Regions from separate parts of the Mus musculus genome. Here regions 1, 3 and 4 are each linked to region 2. The links are chromatin loops, found by intact Hi-C in ENCODE. Cell type or tissue: gastrocnemius. All regions are shown on one strand. Links, peaks and the distances in the headings refer to the core of each region. The heading gives the core; the rest is flanking DNA.

Region 1 (5,785 bases), core at 389-5,388, 87 kb after region 2:
ATTAAGGCGAACCCAAGGCGGCGGTTCCTATCGCTCTACCACAGGGAAAGACGCAAGGCTGAGCTGCCATGTAGGACAGTTCAGGCCAAGGAAACACGCCGGGGCGGAGGCTGCTTTGCTGAGTCGTGAGCTTGCTTCATTATTTTATGACAGACCCCGACTACCCAACCAAGTCCTGTGTGCTTTGTGCTCCTGTACTCCTGCAGGCTGCTGTGCCTTCTGTCTGCTTTTAGGGTGTGGCATCTGCCACTGGGGAGGAAAAGTGGCATGTGTGGCCCTTTATAGCAGGTTGATTTCCTGGTGCTGGGTGCCTCTATTTTATTGCCTCTTGGTTCCACTCTTTTAGTTGACTTGAGGTTAAATGAGATTTTACTCACATAATTCTCTCTCTCTCGTTCTTTCTTTTACTTTCATGGTTTTGACATGAAAAAGAAAATATTTCTAAGAAATAGGCCAGAACTGAACTTGGTGACTCATTTTCTCTTTTAGGCACGGTTGTGAAAATAAGTCACAACATATGGCTTGTCTAAATTGACTTTGATATATTCTACTTGTTTGAAAAAAAACATGCACTTTTATGATTCTATGTATATATTTAGTTTGGCTGTAAATGTCTAAAAGCATAAATATGTGATTGATTTTAGAATATGTCGATAGACATATACACAAAACAGGCATATATTTCTATTTGTGTATGAAAAACTTTAAAAATCCAAAATGTGGTATAGCCCCTAATTAGTACATATTCAAATATAGAAAGAGAAGCTCGAGGGGGGAAATGTCAAAAAGGCACGGTTAAAAGAAGACGTAGTAAGTACCCAAGGAGCTAAAGGGATCTGCAACCCTATAGGTAGAACATTATGAACTAACCAGTACCCCGGAGCTCTTGACTCTAGCTGCATATGTATCAAAAGATGGCCTAGTCGGCCATCACTGGAAAGAGAGGCCCATTGGACTTGCAAACTTTATATGCCCCAGTACAGGGGAACGCCAGGGCCAAAAAGTGGGAGTGGGTGGGTAGGGGAGTGGGTGGGAGGGTATGGGGGACTTTTGGGATAGCATTGGAAATGTAAATGAGGAAAATACCTAATAAAAAGTATTAAAAAACAAAAAGAAGATGTAGTGTTTGGCAAAACCTGAGGAATGACTTGTCATACACTCGCCTATGGCTGTCACTCCGTCACACACATGGATATATTCCCTGCTCCCCAGCTGTTTCTATAGGGTCATGGACTGTCCCTATACTCTACAGTGACCCTGGGGTATATATACCTGCTTCTCTTCTCTCCATTTAGTCATTACTACAGCCCACTCAATATCTAGAATTTTCTGTTTAGCCATGTAAAATATTTACACTTGGCCTAGCACACAACCAAGGCAATTGACATAAGCTAAAATAGTTTTTTCAAGCGGCTAAAGAATGATTTTGGAAAAGTACAGTGCACCGGAATCTAGCATATTCCTTCAGCCTGACCTCTGGGAAGCTTTGGTTTCAAATGCGTTCTCTCACACAAATCAGTCCACTCTAGCATAACTGAGCTGTTGCTTAGGTAAAGAAGTCTGGATACCAGAGGCAGTCAGAGATTAGTTACTCCATGATAATAATGTGTAAAACATTATTCTGCTAAAACAATAGGCACCTTTTAAAAACTGGGCAAGTACTGCATATTTCTGCTTTGGGATTAGACTGTTTGCATTATTATTGATTTTATGTTTATTAAATACATCTATTTGGTTTTGTTTCCCATTACTTAGAAGTGAACTCATATCAAGAGGGTTAATTGCACACATTAACCTCTGAAATATGATGAAAGTCGTCCTTAGATTTATGAAGACCCAAGATAAACCTTAGCCGGCACTGGTTTTGCACCAATGGTTAAACGTCCCCTGAATGCTGTGTGGAGCTAACACTACACACTCGAGGACACCCAAACGCATTATAAGAAAAATACTCCATGGGGAACGCTAGGAGTTTTCATACCTACTTCCGGTGCCTTTAAAAAGAGTTATATAAACACCACCTTAGATCGGAGTGGTGAATCATAAGCAATTATTGAGTGCCTGCTGTGTACACGGCACAGCAGTCTTTGCTGCTTAACCTTCACTTAAGTCTTTCATAATTTCTCAGTTGGATGAAGTTGTGGGAATTAAGCCGATGGCCTGAAATTCAGGCGCAGAGGCCAAGGTTGTGAAAAATTACATAACTCCTGAGAGAGACCGAGTGCTTTTGCCCGGCCTGCCTGAGTGTTTCTCTTCTCCACCGGCTCCTCGCCACCTCTGAGGCCCAACAGACAACTTTGCTTCCCAGCCCCTTCTCCCTCTTTTGTCTGCTCTTCAGACTCGTTTTCCACCTTCGTACCGCTCCCTTTAGACGTGAAAACAAACACAGGGCCGCGCGCGGGTTGGCAGGGAGACCGGAGGCACGAGGGGACCGAGCAGCTTCGGGCCCCGAGCGCCGGCAGCCGGTTCCCCCCCCCCTCCCCTCGCTCCCCCGGGCCGGGCCCTCCGCGCCAGGCCGGGCGAGACCAGCCGGGTGAGCGGGGCGAGCTGGCGGGCGAACGTGCGCTCAGCGGCGGCGCCCGGGGCCGAGTCCAGTCCGCGTTTTGCGAGTGCGCAGCAGCCCTCGGAGAGAAGCGGATAATAGTTGCTCCGGCTCGCTCGGCTCCCTCACGCCGCGCTGGGCCCGATTAGGCTCAGGCAAGTCGTGCATTTCCCCCCCCCCCCCATATCCGGGTTAGAGAGGGGGGAAAAAGAGAGAGAGAGAGAGCGAGCGAGAGTGAGGGAGGGAGAGAGAAAAGTTTCATTGCAAGCGGAACTAAAAAACTTTCCGCCCGTTCAGGCCGTAGCGGGCGCGAGCCCCCGAGCGCAAAGGCGCGCCCCCGGCGGGCGGCCCGGGGCTGCGGGGGGTGGGGTGGGGAGGGCACCGCGCTTCCCCGCGGGCCGCGTGGATGCGCGCAGGAGGGGCGGCCGGCTGCGAGTGGGGACATTGTCTCCCCCCACCCCGCCCGGCCGCGCCACGCCGCGGCGATCATGGCCGCGCGGGCAGCAGCGGCGGCGCGGGCGCGGGCGGGCAGCGGCGAGCGGCGGGCGCCCTCGGGGCCGCGGCCGGCGCCCGGGGCCCGGGACCTGGAGACGGGCGCGCGCGGCGCGGTGGCGGCTCCGGGCCCCATCCTGGGGGGCGGCGACGGCGGCCTGAATAATGTGCACCACCACCCCCTGCACCCCCGTCACGACCTGAACATGGCCCATAGCGCGAGCGCCGCGGCGGCCGCCAGCTCCAACAGCGCGCAGAGCGGCCGCTCCGAGGCGGCTCTCAAGGAGGGTGGAAGCGCCGCCGCGCTGTCCTCCTCCGCCGCCGTCGCGGCCTCTTCCTCCTCGGCGGGCCCCGGCTCGACCATGGAGACCGGGCTGCTCCCCAACCACAAACTGAAAGCCGTTGGCGAGGCCCCCGCTGCACCGCCCCATCAGCAGCACCACCACCACCATGCCCACCACCACCACCACCACCATGCCCACCACCTCCACCACCTCCACCACCACCACGCACTACAGCAGCAGCTAAACCAGTTCCAGCAGCCGCAGCCGCCGCAGCCACAGCAGCAGCAGCCGCCGCCACCGCCGCAGCAGCAGCATCCCACTGCCAACAACAGCCTGGGCGGTGCGGGCGGCGGCGCGCCTCAGCCCGGCCCGGACATGGAGCAGCCGCAACATGGAGGCGCCAAGGACAGTGTCGCGGGCAATCAGGCTGACCCGCAGGGCCAGCCTCTGCTGAGCAAACCGGGCGACGAGGACGACGCGCCGCCCAAGATGGGGGAGCCGGCGGGCAGCCGCTATGAGCACCCGGGCCTGGGCGCGCAGCAGCAGCCCGCGCCGGTCGCCGTGCCCGGGGGCGGCGGCGGCCCAGCGGCCGTCTCGGAGTTTAATAATTACTATGGCAGCGCTGCCCCTGCTAGCGGCGGCCCCGGCGGCCGCGCTGGGCCTTGCTTTGATCAACATGGCGGACAACAAAGCCCCGGGATGGGGATGATGCACTCCGCCTCTGCCGCCGCCGGGGCCCCCAGCAGCATGGACCCCCTGCAGAACTCCCACGAAGGGTACCCCAACAGCCAGTACAACCATTATCCGGGCTACAGCCGGCCCGGCGCGGGCGGCGGCGGCGGCGGCGGCGGAGGAGGAGGAGGCAGCGGAGGAGGTGGAGGAGGAGGAGGAGCAGGAGGAGCAGGAGGAGCAGCGGCAGCGGCAGCAGGAGCCGGAGCTGTGGCGGCGGCGGCCGCGGCGGCGGCGGCAGCAGCAGCAGCAGCAGGAGGAGGCGGTGGCGGCGGCTATGGGAGCTCGTCCTCGGGGTACGGGGTGCTGAGCTCCCCGCGGCAGCAGGGCGGCGGCATGATGATGGGCCCCGGGGGCGGCGGGGCCGCGAGCCTCAGCAAGGCGGCCGCCGGCGCGGCGGCGGCGGCGGGGGGCTTCCAGCGCTTCGCCGGCCAGAACCAGCACCCGTCGGGGGCTACACCGACCCTCAACCAGCTGCTCACCTCACCCAGCCCCATGATGAGGAGCTACGGCGGTAGCTACCCCGACTACAGCAGCTCCAGCGCGCCGCCGCCGCCGTCGCAGCCCCAGTCCCAGGCGGCGGCGGGGGCGGCGGCGGGTGGCCAGCAGGCGGCCGCGGGCATGGGCTTGGGCAAGGACCTAGGCGCCCAGTACGCCGCTGCCAGCCCGGCCTGGGCGGCCGCGCAACAAAGGAGTCACCCGGCGATGAGCCCCGGCACCCCCGGACCGACCATGGGCAGATCCCAGGTAACCCCCGCGCCCGGCCGGGCCTGCTTCCGCCCGGGCCTCGCGCCGCGAGCCCGACTTTCTTTCTTCGCCGGGTACTTTTCCCGGCGGTTGGCGGGGGTGGCGGGGGCGCGGCGCCGCCGGGCCGGGGCCGGAGCTGGCGGGGCTGGGGAGCCGGGGTGTCCCGCGCCCTTGCTGCGCGCTGCGCTCCCGTGCCAGGCCCGGGACGGGACCTCGGTGCCCCAGGCCGCGCCCGCCCGGGGAGGGCTCTCGGGGCAGCGGGCTCCGGGGCCCGGCTTGACTCCGCCGGCGCCCACGGTGTGCCCTGAGTGGGCGCGGGGAGAGAGGAACTTTCTCTCTTCGGGCCTCGGTCGGTTTCCCATTCCCCTTGCGAGGAGGAGGCAGGGGGAAAAAAAAAACCAAAAAAAAAAAAAAAAAAAAACCCAAAAACCGAGGTTAGCTTTGTGACAGCCGTGGCTGGTGGAGTTTGGATGTTTACCAGCAAGAATAAGACCCAGATTTACAACGGGCGGAGGCGAAATATTGTAAAATAACATCGATTCGTTCCTAAGAATAGCTGGGGAGAGATCCATTATGGGGCTAAGGGCTCCTTGGAAGGAGTCACCTTCAACCGGGAGGCGATGTTGAAGGAATAGATTCCGGATCGATGGAACTTATTTTGATCATGGGTTAGGTTTTCCTTTTTTATTCAGCAAACCTAGTAAGGTAGTAGGCCAGAGAAAATGGGTCGTTGTGGATCGTATTTGAGTGGATTTTCTTGATTTTGCTGTCTCCCAAGTCCAACAGCGTTGTTAGGAAGTGTCTTGCGCTCTGGCTGTTTCTTGCTAGTAGGCTGAGCCTAAAGACTGACTTGATCTCTCCTTTGCAAGGTTTGGAATTTGAATTGTGGAGGTAAACTGGCTGTAATAGTCTCCAGACAGCTGCCTCTGAGTTGACATCTAATCTGCCATCTGATTGGCTCCCCTCTCACCATTGGGCATTTAGCACTGCT
Region 2 (5,785 bases), core at 260-5,259:
CCAGGACTATACAGAGAAACCCTGTCTCAAAAAAAAAAAAAAAAAAAAAAAACCAAAAAAAAAACAAAAAGGATTTTTTTAAAGCATCTTATTATATAACTCTGTGGTATGAGCCTGAAATCAATCCTAGTGCTTGAAAGCTAGAAATAGGAGATTGCCGATATCAACCAGCCTTGGCTACATAGTGAGGTCAGGATCAGCCTGAGCTACACAAGACCCTGTTTTGAAAGACAACAAAAAGATCTTAAGGTATGAAGTATGGCTGAAGAGGAAATTTTAAGGGTTGTTGGAAAGTCAGTTAGATGATGTTTTGCTGGGGCAAACACATGAAGGAACATGGACATGGGTGTGAGAGACTAAGGCAGACTCATGAAGGAACATTTCACTGAAGCAGACACTGGAGAGAGGATGTTCTGCTAAAACAAGCATATAAAAGGACACGTGATGAAGGTTTCTTTACTAACAACATACATGTATTGGTTCTGGTGGTGTACTGCAGTTTCTTGCTGCTTCCATGGACTCAGACTGATTGGATGCACGTGCTGAAGCAAGACGTTCTGAGGCAAGGCACATGGAGGACACGTGATGTTTGGAGGGTATAAATAGGACTCCACAGAGTAACAGAGGCAGAGCGTGGCTTGCTGGTACAGCTAGCTGTGCAACACTTATGGGTCCCAAGTCTTTGCTGATCTTTGCTTCTCTGAGAAAGCAGAGCAACCAGAGCTTCTCCTGGTGTTCCTGTCGGTCCCTCCTACTGACTCTTGTTGAGGCTGAGGCCTAACTCTGTTTGCTAGGTCCTGCCACCGCTGCTGATTCCTGTTTGCTATCCTGACTCTACTAAACTGGACTCCTGGAGTATCTGTGAGGTGTTTGTGAGTGGATCAAGCTGCTGTTGCTGCTAACCTGTGACTTCCAGAAAACACAAACAGGAGTTGCTCCAAAGAACCTTTCTTAACAGGACCACTTACCCCAAATCCTTTCTTTTCTACTACCTCTGGTGGGTGGTGGGCTAAAGGGGGGAGGGGGGGGAGTAAAGCATTTAAGAACCATCACTAAAAATAAGGTTTTAAAAAATTAAAGTTGTGTGTGGTAAACAACAATTTTTAATTTTGATGGGCCCTCCATCCATCAAATTAAATTAAAGGCAGTCAACACTTTGGTTCCTATATCTATAGCTTCTATGATGGAGTCAATCCATCCATAAACAATCTTTTTTTTTCTTCTGTTTTTTTTCTCTTTTCTTTTCCTCTTCCATTTTTTTCTTTCCTTTTCTTTCCCTTTTAGATGTGACCTTGCTATATAACTCAAGCTCACCTCAGATTTGCAAGCCCTTCCTTAACCTCACCTCACTGTATGCCAACACACCCTGCTATACAGACTAAACAGTACAGCATAGTATGACATTTAGGATGTGTTAGGTATATAAACTGGAGATGATTTAAAGCAGAGTATCCAACCTTTTGACATTGTCACATGACATTGTCATCTACAAATGTGTTGTGCTACATTCTCAGTTATCATGGGCCACACATCAAACAGTTATGAAAAGCACGGTCACATTCAAAGACTATATGAAAATATTAACCATGCTGCATAAGAGACTGGGACATAAGGATTTTAGTATGGGGAGATGCTGAATAAACAATTTTATTGGGAATATCCAAGGGAAATTACACTGAAAATGCTTCTTGATCCCTTTGTATATTCTTTATAGAGATAGAAAAAAATAAAATAAAAAGCCCTCAGCATAAGAAAGCTGTGGGTGAAGAGTGAGGCCTGGCCCCCAGGAGCCCAGTAAGGAGCGGCTGAAACTCTTCTGAAGGAAAAGCCCCAGCACACGTTCCTGGGCTGCTCTCTCCATGAGGAAGGGATTGTCTTTGTTGAACATGTAAAAATTTAAATACTATTGATTCTCTTCCAACAGACCAGGCAGGCAGGAGTGAGAGAGTCTATGTGTGGGTGGGTGTGAGCGTGGCTTTAGAAAGCTGTTTTTCCTTTTTCTCTGTAGTAGGTGGAGCCATAAACCCTTCAACTGTTGTATACATACATTGCTGACCACTTGCCCTACCTACAGGGCAATAATTTTCCACTCTGTAAGGCAATCAATATGCTATCTACTACCATTCCCTTCTCCTTACCCTCACAGTTTTAAGATATTTTTAAAATTACAACTTCTTCAAAGTTTCCATTTTAAGCCTTTGGTTTTGTTCAAAGCTGTTAGTTTTCGACTTAAGGGAAAATTTTTGTTTGTTTATTTCTGCTCTCAACTGTTATAAGCCCCATAGTTTAGTTTTAAGGACTCGAGTCACAGTATACCTTATTCGTCCCCTTGTGACTGCTACTGCAGCCCTGGGTGTTTTGTATAATGCATGAGTGAGCCCCGCTTAGAAATAGAAATGCATTTTCAATAAGTATTTATTATGTTGTTCTGAGCATACAGCTTTAAATTTGCCCGCTGTAGCTTGAAGCATTACACAAACTGTTGGTCTGCCGACTGCCTCTCTGGCAGCAGCACACACAGAAAATAGATTGCTAAGGGTCTCCCCCACCCCCCTCCTCTCCCTGTCCTCTCTTCCCTCTCTCCCTCCCTTGCTTTTCCTTTTTCTCGTTTTCTCTAAACGGGTCTTGAACATTTTTTTTTAAATCTTGTGGCATTTTTAATCAACACGTATTTCCTTCCAAGACCTATGCTCCTCTATTGATTCCCATTAAAATGCTTTTCTTTTCTTTGACCCTCTCTGCTGATCGAATTTCAGATCAGCCACAGGATATGCAACTAACCTTCCGGCACTACTGAACCCAGCCGAGCGAGGGTGATCAAAAGACTTGATGCATTCATTAAACATTCCCCTCGCCCGGGCAGAAGCTCTAATGGAAGCTATCTTTTTGCACGGCATTCCCCCCCCCCCCCCGCCGCTTTTTTTTTTTTTTTTTTTTTTTTTTTGGTCTTTCCCTCCACCCTCCAAAAAGAAAAAAATTTTTTATTTTTAATTTTTATTTTATTTTTATTTATTTATTTATTTTATTTTTTTGCCTTTGATGGCAAGGGAGGGGAGGGGGGAGAACATGAGAACAAAAGAGACTTATCTTCCCCCCCCCCCGCCCCCGGCTGACGTCAGTTTGATTTTACTGACAACTATTCGAGCGTGCGGAGCAGTTGGAAGCGGCCCCAGCCACCCCCGCCCCCCCACACCTTCCACTTTGGGGAGAAAACAAGACTTTTAGCGGCTCCGGAGACGCGCCCTGAAAATGGCCCGCTCGGCAAAGGGCATCCGAGGCTTATTTGTGTGGCACGATCTTTACTGGGGCGGAAAACACGCGGCGGGGGAGGAGCGGGAACGGGCGCAGCGGGGCGGGGAGAGCCAGGAATGTTCCTTCCCGGCTGCGAGCCCGAGGACATGGGGCCGAGGAAACAGGCCCCGCCCGGCCGTCGCGAGTCCGGGCGCGGGCGGCTCCGGGCGGCTCCGGGCGGGGCGGCCGCGCGAGGGTTCCGGCCTGACCGAGCCGGGGGAGCAAGGAGCCCGCGACCCCTCCGGCGCGCGTGCGCGGTGCGGCCCTCACGCACACCACCGCCGCCACCCCTGGCCGCCGAGGCCTCCGCGACGCCTGTCTCGGCTCCGGGAACGCGGCGGGCGGGCGGCAAAACCCGGTCTGGAAGGGGGTGGGGATCACACGGCGTGGCTTAAAGGCCCCGCTCCGGCGTCCTCCACCAGGCTGGAGAAGCTGCCGAGTTCCCAGGCGGGGCCCCGGAGGCAAAGGCTCGGCCGAGGGCAAAGCCATGTCTGCGGTTGCCAGGACCTGAAGATGTATGAGCGACCTGAACCGTCTCTGGAAAAGTCATATTTTCCAGGCTTTCGTGAAGTAGTCATCGCTCCTGTTCTAAATCTGGAGGCGGCTGCGTATCTATTTCAGTGAGAGAGGAAGATGTAAAAACTAGACCGGACTCGGGGAAACGTGGGCAGCGAGTGGGGTTGGATCGCGCCTGAGGTCCACTCAGTCCCCGTGACTCCTCAGACCTGGGTGTCTTCATCAGCTTAGGGTGTGTTAGGGGGACTCAGCCGGGCGGTCATCAGCATGGCCCAGAGGCTGGGGGCGTGGCTCGGGGTAGAAGTTTGGGGTTCACCCCAGCAGCTGGGCAGAATCCCACTCACCTTTCTTTCAGAAAAAGTACTGACTTTCCCAAGTGAAAACATGTATAAAATAAGACGTCAGGTTTTCATTTGACACCTTGTATGTGCTGCTGTCTTTTTTGGTTTGTTTTGTTATTTTTGAGATGGTGGGACTGGAACCCAGAGCCCCCTGCGTGCTAAGCAACTGCAACTCTCCGCCAACTGAACTATATCCCCGATCACTGCTCTGAAATAATTTAAGTATGTGCTTGTGTTTCTAACCATCTCCAAAATGGCTGCGGAGGATCCCAGAGTATGAGTACCAAGGTTTATTATTTTGGTATCTGCCCTAGGCCCTTCGGTGTTCACCATTAAGCACGGAGTACTTTTTTCTGGATGAGTGTATGGTAGCAAGAATGAAGTCCTGAGAAGCTAGCAGAAAGATCTGTTCACTTGAACTGAGTAAGGGAGATAGGCTGGGCTTTGTGAAAGGTTGGTCTGTTGAGCAGCACGGTGGAGACCAGCCACAGATGACAGGAAAAGCCATTCCACGTTGAGTTTCCTATCAATGTGTGATAGGAACGGAATAGGGCTAAGTAATATTGTATTACACATTTACATCTCTGTATGTAATACAATAGAGAATATGGACTAACAGAAACCATGGGAAAAAAAGAAAGCAAGCAAAGAAGGCTGTAGGCAGTTTATGGGAATTTCAGAAAATTTACACGAAATGAAAAATGCCAAGAAAATTCTGGGTTGGGAGTTGGGGAGACACTAAATAGCACAATGAGGTTCTCCCTGGAAAAGGAGGAGAGAGACAAGTGTGGAACCGATGTTTTCATTAAATATCTTTGACCATTAGGATCTTTCTCACTGGTGAAGACATGAGTGGATTTAGAAACAGGGAAAGGTATTAGTCATCTCTGTTAAGAGATGAAACTCACTGGAGACAAGATAAATGCCTACCTTCAGGAATTTTAAATAAATGGTGGCAGGGTCACAAAATGGAAAGCAAGGGAATATGTAGTCAGTCATTAAAATTATAGTTCAGGGCTGGAGGGATGGCTCAGCATTTAAGAGCACCCGTTGCTTTTGTAGAGGGCTTAGCTTGGTTCCCAGCACCCGCAAGTCACCTCACAATTGTCTGTAACTCCAGCTTCAGGGACTCAGCACCAGGCACACACATGCTGCACCTACATATATGAAGGCAAAATACTCATATACATAAAATATAAATAAATAATCTTAAGCTGCACTGCAGAGCCTGAGAAGTGGCTATTAGCAAAATTCTTATTCTGCAAATACAAGCAACTGAGTTCAATTCCCAGAACCCAGATAAAAATATCGGGTGTGGTAGTGTTTGCTTCTAATTCCATCACGGAGGAGATGGAGACGAGGATCCCTGAGGCACCCTGGCCAGCTAACCTAGCCTACTTGGCAAGCTCCAGGTAGTGAGAAGCCTTGCTTCAAAACCCAAAGAGGATGCCTCCTGAGGAGTAAGACCTGCCAGGACCTGAACAGCTTTGGACTTAACCTTACTAGATCAAAGGGGAATGAGGAAACCACAGACACACACATACCTATACAAAAAAGCAGGCAAGGTTAGGAGGCAACTTGAATGGACACACACCAGCAGCCCTGGGTTCTGATTAGCGAATTTCAGGTGGGGGCTC
Region 3 (5,785 bases), core at 349-5,348, 67 kb after region 2:
CACACTTATTTGTGTTTTCTGGAGTGGTGGTACAAATGGGGGCCGAAGGACAACTCCTAGGTGTCAACTCTCTCCCACCATGTGGCTCCTGGCCTTGAGCTGAGCAGCCTCAGTCGCAAGAAGCATCTCACTGGCCCCAGCCCATACCCTGAAGCTTTCTCCTACCAGGATTCCAGTTCTAAAAGACTCCCCTAATTCTAAAGAGAAGAACATAGACCAGAAGGACTTCACCTCATTTCACGTCGGTTATACACTGAGAAAAGTGGAAATAGTCACACTGTCGAGCATGGCTTAGGCAGACTAAGAAAGTATCTGAAATACACTGATTTCTGCATTTTCTGCTATTGGACTCGATATGCAGAAAGGAAAACAAACCAGAAGGGCAGAAACTGAGTGCTTAATAGCTATTTTAATTTATCCCTCTTCTTTCCCTGTTTGATCAAATTCTCCTGCACACTCTTTTGCAGATTAAAGTTTATTTTCACAGGCAGTACCTCGGTTGAAGCTGCTTTTCAATCAGAGGAGGATGGATTAAACTGCCCTCCTCCTAATTGCTTCGTGAAGCCTTGCCTTCCCTGTATCTCACTAGAGTTTCTTAAGAAATGAGGCACTTATGTATCCCGAGGGCTTAAACAGCGCTTTCTGAGTTGGAGGGGAAAGGAGGGCGCCTGCTGCATTAATCATTGAGTCCCATCAATCAGGCCTCCAATCCAGCTCCCAATCCATGCAGGAGAGGAGTACCTGGGGAATGTCTCCCTCTTTGCAAGCTGTCATGGAGGCTTGCAAAAATAGATGTTTACATGCAAACAAAGTTATTTTAATGTAACATAATGCTTGGGCATACGGTGTATAATATCCTACAAAATATCATACCAGTTCCTTAGCCAGACTATTTGCTTCCTGCCTACTCCCAACTTTTCTGCTTATTGGCGGCAAGCATGAATGTTTTAAGGGACAATTTGGTTCCAGACCCATTTTCAAAGATGATAATAGGCTCGGTGACTAAGAGTACTTGCAGCTCTTCCAGAAGACCCAGGTTCAATTCCCAGCACCCACAATAAATCCAGTTTCCTGATTCCAGTTCCCAAAGGGTCTCCTGCCTTCTTACCAGGCATGCAAGTAGTGCACAGATGTACATACGTGCAAAACATAAGATAATTTTTAAAAATTGAAGAGAAAGGACATAAAGGGACAGCATGGTCTCTGTCGCATAACCAACATGTTCATTCATGGATAGTTCAATGAACAAATTGTGGTGCTTGGACACAATGAAACACTTATAGAATTATAAGAACAGCCGTGGGACTCTACAGTTATTAACACAAAAGATGCAGGGTGTTTTCAATAGCAGAAGCCGTTCGTGAAAGTGCTTTGTAATGTCGACTCCCATCTCCTGTTTAATCATCTACTCAAGTGTTTAATGGTGCCCGGTGGTGGTGGCGCACGCCTTTAATCCCAGCACCTGGGAGGCAGAGGCAGGCGGATTTCTGAGTTCGAGGCCAGCCTGGTCTACAAAGTGAGTTCCAGGACAGCCAGGGCTATACAGAGAAACCCTGTCTCAGAAAACAAAACAAAACAAACAAAAAACAAAACAAAAAAAAATCTTATGGTAATCTTTTTTTTTCTTTTTGTGTGTGTGTGTAAACCTAGGCATGTTTGCATGTGTGCACAGGCTTGTGTAGGTCCATTGCCTGTGTTTGTGAGACCCAGTGCTGATGGCAATCAGAAATCTTCCTTGATCACTTTCTACCCTGCATAGAGGCAAGGTCTCTTGCTCAACCTGAAGCTCCAGGTTCAGTTAGCCCTGTGCTAGCCCACTCACTCCAGGGATTCCTATCTCCAGATTCAACTTCAGCATGCTGGGATAGCAGATGGCCACCATGCCCACCCAGCTTTTATGTGGGTACTAGGGATTTGAACTCTGGTCGTCCCTCTTGCACAGCAAGCTCTTTACCCACTGAGCCATTTCTCTAGCCCTCCTGTCACCGTGAAGTGCCAATGTTAGTTTCCAAAATGATAGTCTTTCTAAAATATCTTTTTAGTATTTGAATTTCTGGCCACACTGCATTATGATATAAAATAGGCCGTGGGTGATGTGTAAAATGCCCAGCACTTCGGGGACTGGATGATTTATTTGAGTCTACCTGCCTCTGTTATTTTTGAGACAATGTTGGGTACATGCAAATTCAGGATTGTTATAATTTCTTAGCGGTTGTTATAATAATTATTATTAACATTACCATTAGTGTGTGTGTGCATATGTGTGCATGTGTGTGTGCATGTGCGTGTGCGCGTGTGTGTGTGTGTATGTGTATGTGTAGGGATGTCCGTGCAATAACGCTGCACAGAGGGCAGAGGACGGCTTATGGGAACTGGCTCTTTCCTTCTATTCATGGCTCTCAGAGACTGATTTCAGGTGCTCAAGATTATGCAGCCACTCTTTTTTCTTTCTTTCTTTCTTTCTTTTTAATTTAATGATGACCCTCTTAGGCTGAATGTTGGTGCCTAAAGTATATTAAACATAATTGATATGCCACCACCTTTACCAGCTTAGTATTTATCTGGCTTTTATTTCCCATAGTTCTTTCTCCTGCAGATGTGAAGGTTCATGAAATGGCTCTATCGCAGTTCAGGTGATCTCTATTTTGAAGCAGATGGGCTCGTTTGCATTTGTTACAACTGCTAATTTTGTATTTATTTCCAGCATCTTAGTTTATGTTTTCTATTTGCCTTTTTTTAATCTTTAAATTACACTCACTTTTGTATGTGTGCAGGTGCGTGTGCACATGTGTGTGGGGAGCCATAAGCATGGCTGGAACACAAGGAAGTCGCTCCGTTCCTTCCTCACCAGTGGGATGCAGCCGGACCCACTAATGATTATTTTCACGATCTTGTTTATCCTCTTTTGATCTCAGAGCTATCATTTGGAATCGGATCTTCCAACTCGCGTGGATCAGCCCAGGCTCCGGAGGAAGCAACAGCTTCAGAGGGGCTTTAGGTACTGGGTCCCAGTGTCCCAGCGACACTCTGCTTTCTGCGGACTCTGTGGAACATGAATGTTATCCCCAGGAGGAGAGTCCAGCCAATTTGTGGCTCCACTCCCAGCTCAAGAGCCATGTGACTTGGCTACATAGCTCCCTTGGCACACCCCGCTGCCAAGAACAGCCCTGGCAAGGTAGGTCTGAGTGAAACACGGGGTGTGGTTTAAAAAAAAAAAAAATGCAGTTGGCCTGACTGGCTTGCTGTGACGGTGACTTCAAAAGACTGGAGCGATCTGTGGACTCAGCGCCATCAGCAGTAATGAGTTGAGAAGCTAAAATAAACTTTTCTCAAACATAGCTGATACAACAACAACAACAACAACAACAACAATCTCCCCCCACCACCACCACCACCAAAAAAATAAAACAGTTTAACCATATTAGAAAAAAACTGTTTATTTAAAAGGCTGACCTGTCTTTCTAGCTTAGTTCTTCTATTTTAAAGCCGTGGTCATAGTAAGGGTGGTGGTTTCAAAGAGCATGTGCCTAAAAAGTGTAAGGAGTACCATGAACTACAGGGAGGCTTGTTAACTCTAATTAAAATAAAAAATAAAAATTAGGCCAGGCACAGTGGTACATGTCTTTAATCCTGGCACTGAAGAGGCAGAGGCAGGTGGATCTCTGTGTGTTCGAGACCAGTTTGGTCTTTTGTTTGTTTGTTTGTTTTTTCGAGACAGGGTTTCTCTGTGTAGTCCTGGCTGTCCTGGAACTCACTCTGTAGACCAGGCTGGCCTCGAACTTAGAAATCCGCCTGCCTCTGCCTCCCACCGTTTGGCACTTATAATGAGTTCTAGGAAAGTGAGGAGTACAGAGCGAGACCCTGACTCTTACTCTTAATTAATTAATTAATTAAAAATAAAGTTACATTATTGAGTTTTGTGAGATTTTATAACATTTAACTGTAATTGAAGTTAGTGTTTGTTATAGTGCCTATTTGTATGCTAAATGAGCCTAGCCTTTGTGCCTGACTTCTATTGGAGTGTGCCTGGATTATTACTTTAGGAAGCTACTGCTACTTTAGACTACACAACAGTTGTAGCCCTCTTTTTGTTCTGTTTCTTTTTGCTTGCTTGTCTGACAAACTTCTGTTACTTCTGTTTGCTTGTTTTGTCTCGACAGCCACCCCACCCCACCCCCGCCCGCTTGGCCGCCCAGCCCTAGATTCCAGGCCTTGGGTACCTGGGCTTTTCCTACAGTGGTGGGCTTCATGCAGGTCTTCACACTTCCAGAAGAAGCATTTAACTGACCGAGCCATCCCAGATCTTTGTGATTCTTCCCTTTTCTGTGTTCAGTTTTGGTTTTGAGGCAAAGTATCTCACTGTCCTGGAACTCTCTGTGTGAGCTAGGCTGGCCGGCCTGTGAGCTGAGGGGTCTGCCTGCCTCCTGCCTCCCTCTCTCCAGGGCTGATATTAAAACCCAGGATGCCACACCAAGCCTTTGCACGTGGGTCCTGAGGATACACAACTTGAATCCTTAGGTTTTCCAGGCATGGCTTTACTAACTGAGCCATCTCCCTGGCCTCAGAAAATAATATCTTTTTTAAATTATCAAAGTTATAAAGAATAATAAAGATCCAGACATGGCAAGGCACACCTGTAATCAGGGAGGTGCAGGCAAAAGTTCAGGGCCAAGGAAGAGAGAGGGAGGAGATCTCCATGAATCTGAGGCTATCGTGGTCCACAGAGTGAATTTCAGTCAGCCAGAGGTATAAGTAAAATCGAGTTTTTCTTCCCAACCGCTTAACTCCCAGAAATAAAGACTCGATAATTGTTTACTGATAAATGTGTATGCCATAAGCTTTGGCTTACTCTCCAACTAACTCTCAACTTATTATCCTCTAATTCTAAGCTAGATTCAGCTACATGGCTGGTTCCCTCTCCTTATCTTCTTACATCCATCTCCTTGGCAACCCCAAAAACCTCCCATGTTCGTCTATCCCAGAATTCTCTGTATCCCTGCTGGATGTTCCACCTCCTATTTCCTGCCTCAGCTCATTGGCTGTAAGCTTTATTTATTGGCAGGTGATGCTTGTAAGAGAGCCTCTCTACAATCCTTCACTACGTGGCATGTTTGAGACCAGCCTTTGGGCTGATCCTACATAAGATCCTATCTTAAAAGAGAGGTGGTGGGGGAGAGGGAGGGGAAGAAAAATGGACAAAAGAACAACAGAAGAGCCCGAAGCACATTATTTCTGCACCAGCATCCTCACATCACATGGAAGAAGATGGTGAAGCTTGTGAATCATTACTTTTAACTCCCAGTCTTCACATCATCCTGTATCCACCATCGCTGGTTATTGTGGCTTTGACTCTACGGAGGTCTCACACAGCAGCCTTGCTATGTGTGGTGTTAGCTGATGCATCATTTCGTAGATGCTGTGTATGTTTTCTGCTTGCTGCTGCTGCCACCCAGATTGCAATCCTGAGTTTCCCTTATGTTGTTGGGCATGGCTATAATTTATTCATACTCGTTGCTAAATAGTATTCCACCACCTGTCTTTTACTGTTCTGTCAGTGGACATTGATCAGCTTCTAGCTCTTTCCCGGGAGCTATAGTGCTGCTCTGAGCATTTCTGCTGAGTGCCTTTTGGAACAGGCTGTCTTCTCTAGAGTTTAAATCTAAGAGTGAAATTGCTAGGCCATCATATTCACGAAGCAAAATTGTCCTCCAAAAAGATTGAGCTAACCAACAGGGTATGAGGGATGGTCTTGCTCTGCACAAAGTATTTGGCAAGTTCTGAGAAT
Region 4 (5,785 bases), core at 320-5,319, 130 kb before region 2:
CCCTCTGAAAAATAGCAAAGGAGTTTAGAATCCCATATTACAACCTATTTATACCATATCTTTCAGGGGGGGGTGCATCTTACAGTGGATGTAGCATAATATGCCTCATTTTAACCCCAGTGGTGTTAAGTCTGTGCAACCATTAACCACCACCCATCTCCAGAACTTCACTCTCATCTCACGCTGAAACCGGGAAGCCAGAAAATGCTCCCGGTGACCTCCGTCTCCCTCTGTCCCAGCATGTCTACCCTAACCTCCCAGAAGTACAACAGTACCGTACCTGCCCCTTTGGTGAGTGACGTCATCATTTATTAAAGCTGTTTTTCAAGGTGCAGTCACGCTGTAGCAAGATGTCAGAACTTCATTCCTTCCGTGGGTGAGTACTCTTCTAGCACATTCTTTCTGGTAGCCAGAAGAATGCAGAAAGCAAATCGGAGAGGCCGCCCTGGCCCTTGCCTTTCAGTTGAAGAGTCTAGGCTTTCCCACACAACACAGGGCAAGGAGTCACAGTCAGATCTTCCTGTTCACAGCCACAGCCCCCTCCCCTGCCTTGTGTGGGGTCCTTGGCTAACACTCCTTCAAACACTGACATAGACAGGTGCACCTTTCTCGGCAGAACATCTAATCCACCCCTCCCGGCCAAGCACCTTGTGATCCCCAAACCTGAGACTCAAACTAGGGCATAAACCAAACCTGGAAGAGCCAGCTAGGGTGTGTGCGACTTGGAGAACTATACAGACCCTTTCCAAGGTTCTTACATAGACCAGACAAGCCAACATCCTTTGGTCTCTATATCTCACTTTGCCCAGGGGTTCTAATTGGACCACAGGACTCAAGCCTGGGCACTCAAAGAAAAATACCATGGCTGTATTTCCTTCAAAGTTCTCTGCAATGGATATTCACAGAGGACCATGGTTTCTAACAAAGGTCAGCTGGAAGGACTTGGGGTTCGCTCATGGCCCTATCCTGTTAGTGTTACTGAGACGATCTGACACTCTCTAAAAGCTTCTTATACGTTGTATTCTTTTGTTTTGCATCTGCTCCGTGAGGGAATCAGGTTTTAAAGACACTCAGCTGAGATGCCCCAGCCAGGACTCCTGCCCTTGTTCTGTGACCTCAGAGCCCACGTTTGCCACAGCCTGGCTAAATCACTCCACGTTCAATATTTTCCCCTCCCACGGGTGGAAGCTGTAGAGGGATGTAGTCTTCCAGCCACAGGGGGAACTACCTTTGCTCTGCTCAGCAAACACTTCCTTTGTGCTCTCCAGACAGATGGTTTGAGAAATGACAAGTGGTTTGAGAAATGACAAGAGGATACAGCCCCCTGGAATTCACATCCAAAAAATAACTGGGGGGCTAGGGAGGGGGTTGGTAAAGTTACAAACATGAAGTTGTTCCAAGTTCAAGACCCAGCATCTACATTAAAAAGCCAGGCAGAGTGGTACACCCTTGTAAACATAGCACTGGGGTGGGGGGTGGCTAGGACAGCCACCTTGCGAGGGGGGGGGGGTCCCTGGAGTTCAGTGGCCAATTTGCCTGCTTAATCACTGAGTTCCAGGCCTGTGAAAGAACCTGTCTGAAAAAACTCAAGGTGAAGAGCCCCTGAGAAACCACACTGTGTCTGACCTCTGATCTCCAAAAGTATGCAAACCTACACATACACACACACACACACACACACACACACACACACACACACTAAAAAATATTAGTGGTGGGGGTAATCAAGTTATATCTATAGATGTTGGAATAAGCTGAGATTTGGGCTATATAGCTGTTTTCTGGTATGCTCTGAGAGAATTATTTGTGAGATATCATTCAGGTGGACTATCAATCACCTACATTCTTAGTAACATGTTAAGACCAAACATCTCCACGCTTGCCTCATTGCTGCTGAGACATCTGACGTTCCAAGAGGTCTTGTCCCTTGTTCCAGTAACTTTAACTGTGGGTTGGGGATATTACCTGGGGAAGGAAGGGAGCAGTCAAGACTCTAGCCATAATGTGTTTTACAAACACACGGAGTGTTTGCAGAAACTATCCTTACCCTGGAACCACTGTGGGGAACACAGCAGGAAGCCTGGGTCCATCTTGTTTTATATTCTAAACACTGAGTGCCCTTGCATGATAATAATTTATAGAAAATAAAGCCATACTCAAAGAATGCTGTGTGCCTAAAAAAGGATTAAAGCCTGTCTCAGTGGGCCAAGAGCTTTTTGCAATTACAGCTGCTCCCCATCCTGGGCCATATTTGCCAGTTTCAGAACAAACTAGAGCTGTTTGTGTTGGGCCTTGGTCTGGGGAACCAATAGACTCGGGGTGGAAGGCGACAAGGACGTTTTCTCTCGTTTTCTCTTAACCTGAGAAGACTTGGGAAGAGGTGTTCCCCGTGAACAGTGTTGGCTTTCAATATCTCTGTACCCTAAGAGTTGGGAAACGAACTCTCAGAGCTAATGCCCACTGTTACTCTCAGGATAGCTCTTAGATCACATTCTGAAGGAAGTTGAGGGCACAGGTAGAGAAAAAATATTAGTGGTGGTGGTAATCAAGTTATATCTAGGGCTTGCTGGACTTAGATTTTGGAATAAGCTGAGATTTGGGCTATATAGCTGTTTTCTGGTATGTAGAACTGAACGAGGCCAGATATGACATCCCTACATGGGTGGGGCCAAGGAATCTCAAACTGAGCGTGCTCAGACCTAGCCCACGTGGACAGAGATAGTTCTCTATTTCACCTTTGAAATACTGACTCTCTTTTCTCCACCTCCTCCTTTATCTCTTCAGCCAGGGATCATCACCTGCCTGAAGGCCTCTGAGCTCACTCCTGGCCCTTCCACCCACATCAGTGCATCTCCGCACTCCCCACAGGTGCCTGAAATGCCTGCTCTCCTTTAAGCCTCTTTCTCTTGGCCCTAATCCTGACTCCTTGTCCCTTGCTTACTCAAGCTCATGGAGACCTGCTGTCCCCTCACAGAGGCTGGGCCTTGGCTCCGTGACTGTGATCAAAGACAGCAATCAGGATCATCTGGGGCTCTTTGGCCTCTGATATGAGAAAGGCATGTCCCAGATTTGAGGGATGCCCTCAGCTAAGTCCCACAGTGAAGCCCTAAGGCCTGTGACTGCAGATGACATAGAGGGAGCTGGGACATGAGATAAAAACAGTCATCTGTCCCTGGGAAGCCCTGAGATTTTTTTGTTCTCCCTCCTGTTTGTTACACAGTGTTGCTGTGTATGACTGCTAACTATCTCATGAGGTTGCTTGCTACTTGTAGAGCAAAATCCAAGCTCCATACGCTGATACCCAAGCCTACTTTCAGCACCTTACATAGCCTTGCCTCACCACGTGAGGAATCTGCTCAGCTCTTCAGCCACGGGCTTCTGTTAAGTCAGTGACCACGTTAGACTTCAGCAGAAGAGCAGCTCCGATAAGCAAAGAACCCCTGACCCCTTAGCCAACCTGGCACCCGCCTGTTCTCTGCAGAGTACACTGGGGTTGTAGCTTGCAATTTGCTTGGACATTTGATTGCTATCCCTGCCGTCCTTATAATGTTTGTCATACTTGGGGGGGTTGGTGGTGGTGGTGGTGGTGGTGTGGGGTTTTTGTTTCTGTTTGGTTTTTGATTTTTTGGTTTTGTGGGTTTGTTTTGTTTTGATTTGGGTTTGTTTTTTAGATTTGGTTTGGTTTGCTTGCTTATTTAATGCCTATTCCCCCAGGCTAACAATGCACTCTCAAAGTCTCAAAGAATACTTGGTAATCCTTGGGTCCAAGAGCTAGCACGTGTACTGACTCATAGTAGGTCTTCAGTACACTTTGTGAACCAAAGGGGAAAGACTAAACACCTTGAAAGAGGGGTATGAAAACAGAGTAACTGTTAATTGTTCAACTGGTAATGTGCCGGGCCCCCTGATGAGATGCTTGCATTTAACAGAAGACAGTAACCAGGTTACAGTTGACTGGATACCTCTCTTCTATATCAGGCCACCTCTGTCTCTGGAGAGAGGTGAAACCATTCCATATTCCCGTGGTAGGTGGTCTGGGCGCAGAGGGCATGGGACATTTGGGAACATCTGGAGGCTTGCTGGGACCAGGGAGCATTAGAATGACTAAGTGGACTTCTGCCCATTCCAAAGGGTTCTCCACCTGGAAGAGTCTTGACCTTCTGATTTGCAAAGCATTTTCCTTGAAGGGGCAAGAAATGAAGAGAAGATATAAGCCCCAAGTAAAGGCCTGAAAGGGTCAGAGGCCATCTGTCTCCCCACGTTCTTTAGCTATGCCCCCCACCCAGTTGCTCCCTCTCACTGGCAATGTCCATTCTTCACTTTGCCACCTCTTCCATCCCAGCAACCGCCATCCCAGACACCACAGCCCAGCGTATCCTTTTTAAATGCCGCATGTCAGCTTCGTTCAGTAAGTAGGGGAGCACAGAGAGGAAATGGGACCCTCGTTTCCATTCGGGTCACAATTAAGTTCATTCAGCCTGCAGAATGAGATTACAGCATGGCACAAGTTTGTAGGGGAGAAGGGGGCTTCTCACAGAAACACTGAAATCTCCCAAGCTCGTCCTCAGAGCAGCTCTTGGTACTCTCAAGACTTGAGCCCTACAGTCCCCCCTCCAGGCCCATATTCTTAACCCCAGCCCCTTCCAAGACACAGATGGCACCAAGGCTGCATCGGTGTGAAGGAGGGATGGTCTGCTTTAGGCCTTAAACTGAAAGGATTACAACTTGAACTGGAATTTCATTGCCAACAAGATCATTTTTTCAGACTACCATGACAGCTCAGCCATGTGCCTTAATACAGCAGCAAGTTCAGTACCCCTAGAACCCACAAAAGAGCTAGGCACAGTGGCAGTGTATAACCTCAACCCTGGGGAGGTAGAGAGAAGAGGCTACCTGGGGCTTAGTAGGCAGCCAGGCTAGCCGACTCCCTGAGTTCCAGACCAGTGAGAGATTTCATCTCAGAAACAAAGTGGATGGCACCTGAGGAATTAGACCCAACATTGTTGTCTGGCCTCTACACACACACACACACACACACATACACACACACACACACACCTCCTTTTCCAGGGGTCCAAACAGGAAAAAAAAGGATAGCCTGTAAGAGGCCAGTGTTGGTTAGTGAAGATGAAATGGGTCAAAGGTCAAGGAAACAGAAGATTTGGATGAAAATTAGGTCCAACAGGAGCATCATGGCAGGGAGGGTACCACTAAGCAGGTTTGCAGCCTGCACTACCAAGGCAGCATGCGTCTTCAACTGTCTTCTCTTCCCCTTGGCAGTTGGGCCATTTCATTTTACTGATGTCACAGGCTAAGTTGTGTCTCCACCCCTATCCTATTAGCCTGCCCCATGCTCTTGTTGGAAGTCCCAATCACTGATACCTTGGAATGTGAGCCCTTAAAAAGAGAGGGCCTTTAGAAGAAAATTAAGACGAGGCCCCCAGGGTGGGCTCTAATCCTGTACATGTGGCCAAAGCTGTTATAAGAAAAGGTTGTAACACAGACACACAGAAAAGAGGCCACGTGAGGACACAGTCTATCTACAAGCAAAGGACTAAAAGCAACCCTGCCAACACTTTGACCTCAGCCTGCCAGACTCCAGAATGCTGTGAAATTCCTGTGAAGGTGCCAAGTGTTTGTAGCTGCCTGATTGGCCCCTATAGTATACAGCAATTTCTGTTCCCTCCCATCCATGAAGACTCAGAATGAGTGACGAGAAAGGACATCCCTGATGTTGTCCGGGCGACTGTCCACCCATCAGGACAGTACCACTGGGATGGTATAG

Evidence for each region. A loop is a pair of places that touch in the nucleus more often than their neighbours do. Peaks named below come from ENCODE experiments on the same cell type or tissue, not always from the same donor. Only the 100,000 strongest peaks of a DNase experiment are listed, where the experiment ranks them.
Region 1: it touches region 2 in a loop (13-fold over the local background); 25 of 42 quality-filtered maps call a loop at or near these places.
Region 3: it touches region 2 in a loop (2.6-fold over the local background); 7 of 42 quality-filtered maps call a loop at or near these places.
Region 4: it touches region 2 in a loop (2.6-fold over the local background); 14 of 42 quality-filtered maps call a loop at or near these places.

What each region holds. Positions count from the first base shown.
Region 1 is chr17:4,991,699-4,997,483 of GRCm38, forward strand. Arid1b (AT rich interactive domain 1B (SWI-like)) reads left to right here and starts at 3,376. Exons shown (of 20, transcript NM_001085355.1): 1 at 3,376-4,794. The coding sequence starts at 3,397. In gastrocnemius, for the core only: a CTCF peak has its summit at 4,670 (motif pointing right); DNase peaks (open chromatin) are centred at 2,612, 2,966, 3,288, 3,624 and 2 more places; H3K4me3 peaks cover 3,825 bases; H3K27ac peaks cover 4,274 bases.
Region 2 is chr17:4,904,761-4,910,545 of GRCm38, forward strand. It overlaps Gm34507 (predicted gene, 34507), which reads left to right and starts at 3,562. Exons shown (of 3, transcript NR_166049.1): 1 at 3,562-3,911. In gastrocnemius, for the core only: CTCF peaks have their summits at 2,806 and 3,005; DNase peaks (open chromatin) are centred at 1,908, 2,543, 2,813, 3,503 and 1 more place; H3K4me3 peaks cover 2,198 bases; H3K27ac peaks cover 3,628 bases.
Region 3 is chr17:4,971,816-4,977,600 of GRCm38, forward strand. No RefSeq gene overlaps it. Among named protein-coding and RNA genes, the nearest start is that of Gm41517, 6.6 kb to the left of the region's middle. In gastrocnemius, for the core only: no CTCF peak of the experiment used is centred there; DNase peaks (open chromatin) are centred at 3,136 and 4,325; H3K4me3 peaks cover 355 bases; H3K27ac peaks cover 1,250 bases.
Region 4 is chr17:4,778,880-4,784,664 of GRCm38, forward strand. No RefSeq gene overlaps it. Among named protein-coding and RNA genes, the nearest start is that of Gm34371, 13 kb to the right of the region's middle. In gastrocnemius, for the core only: no CTCF peak of the experiment used is centred there; a DNase peak (open chromatin) is centred at 2,964; H3K27ac peaks cover 248 bases.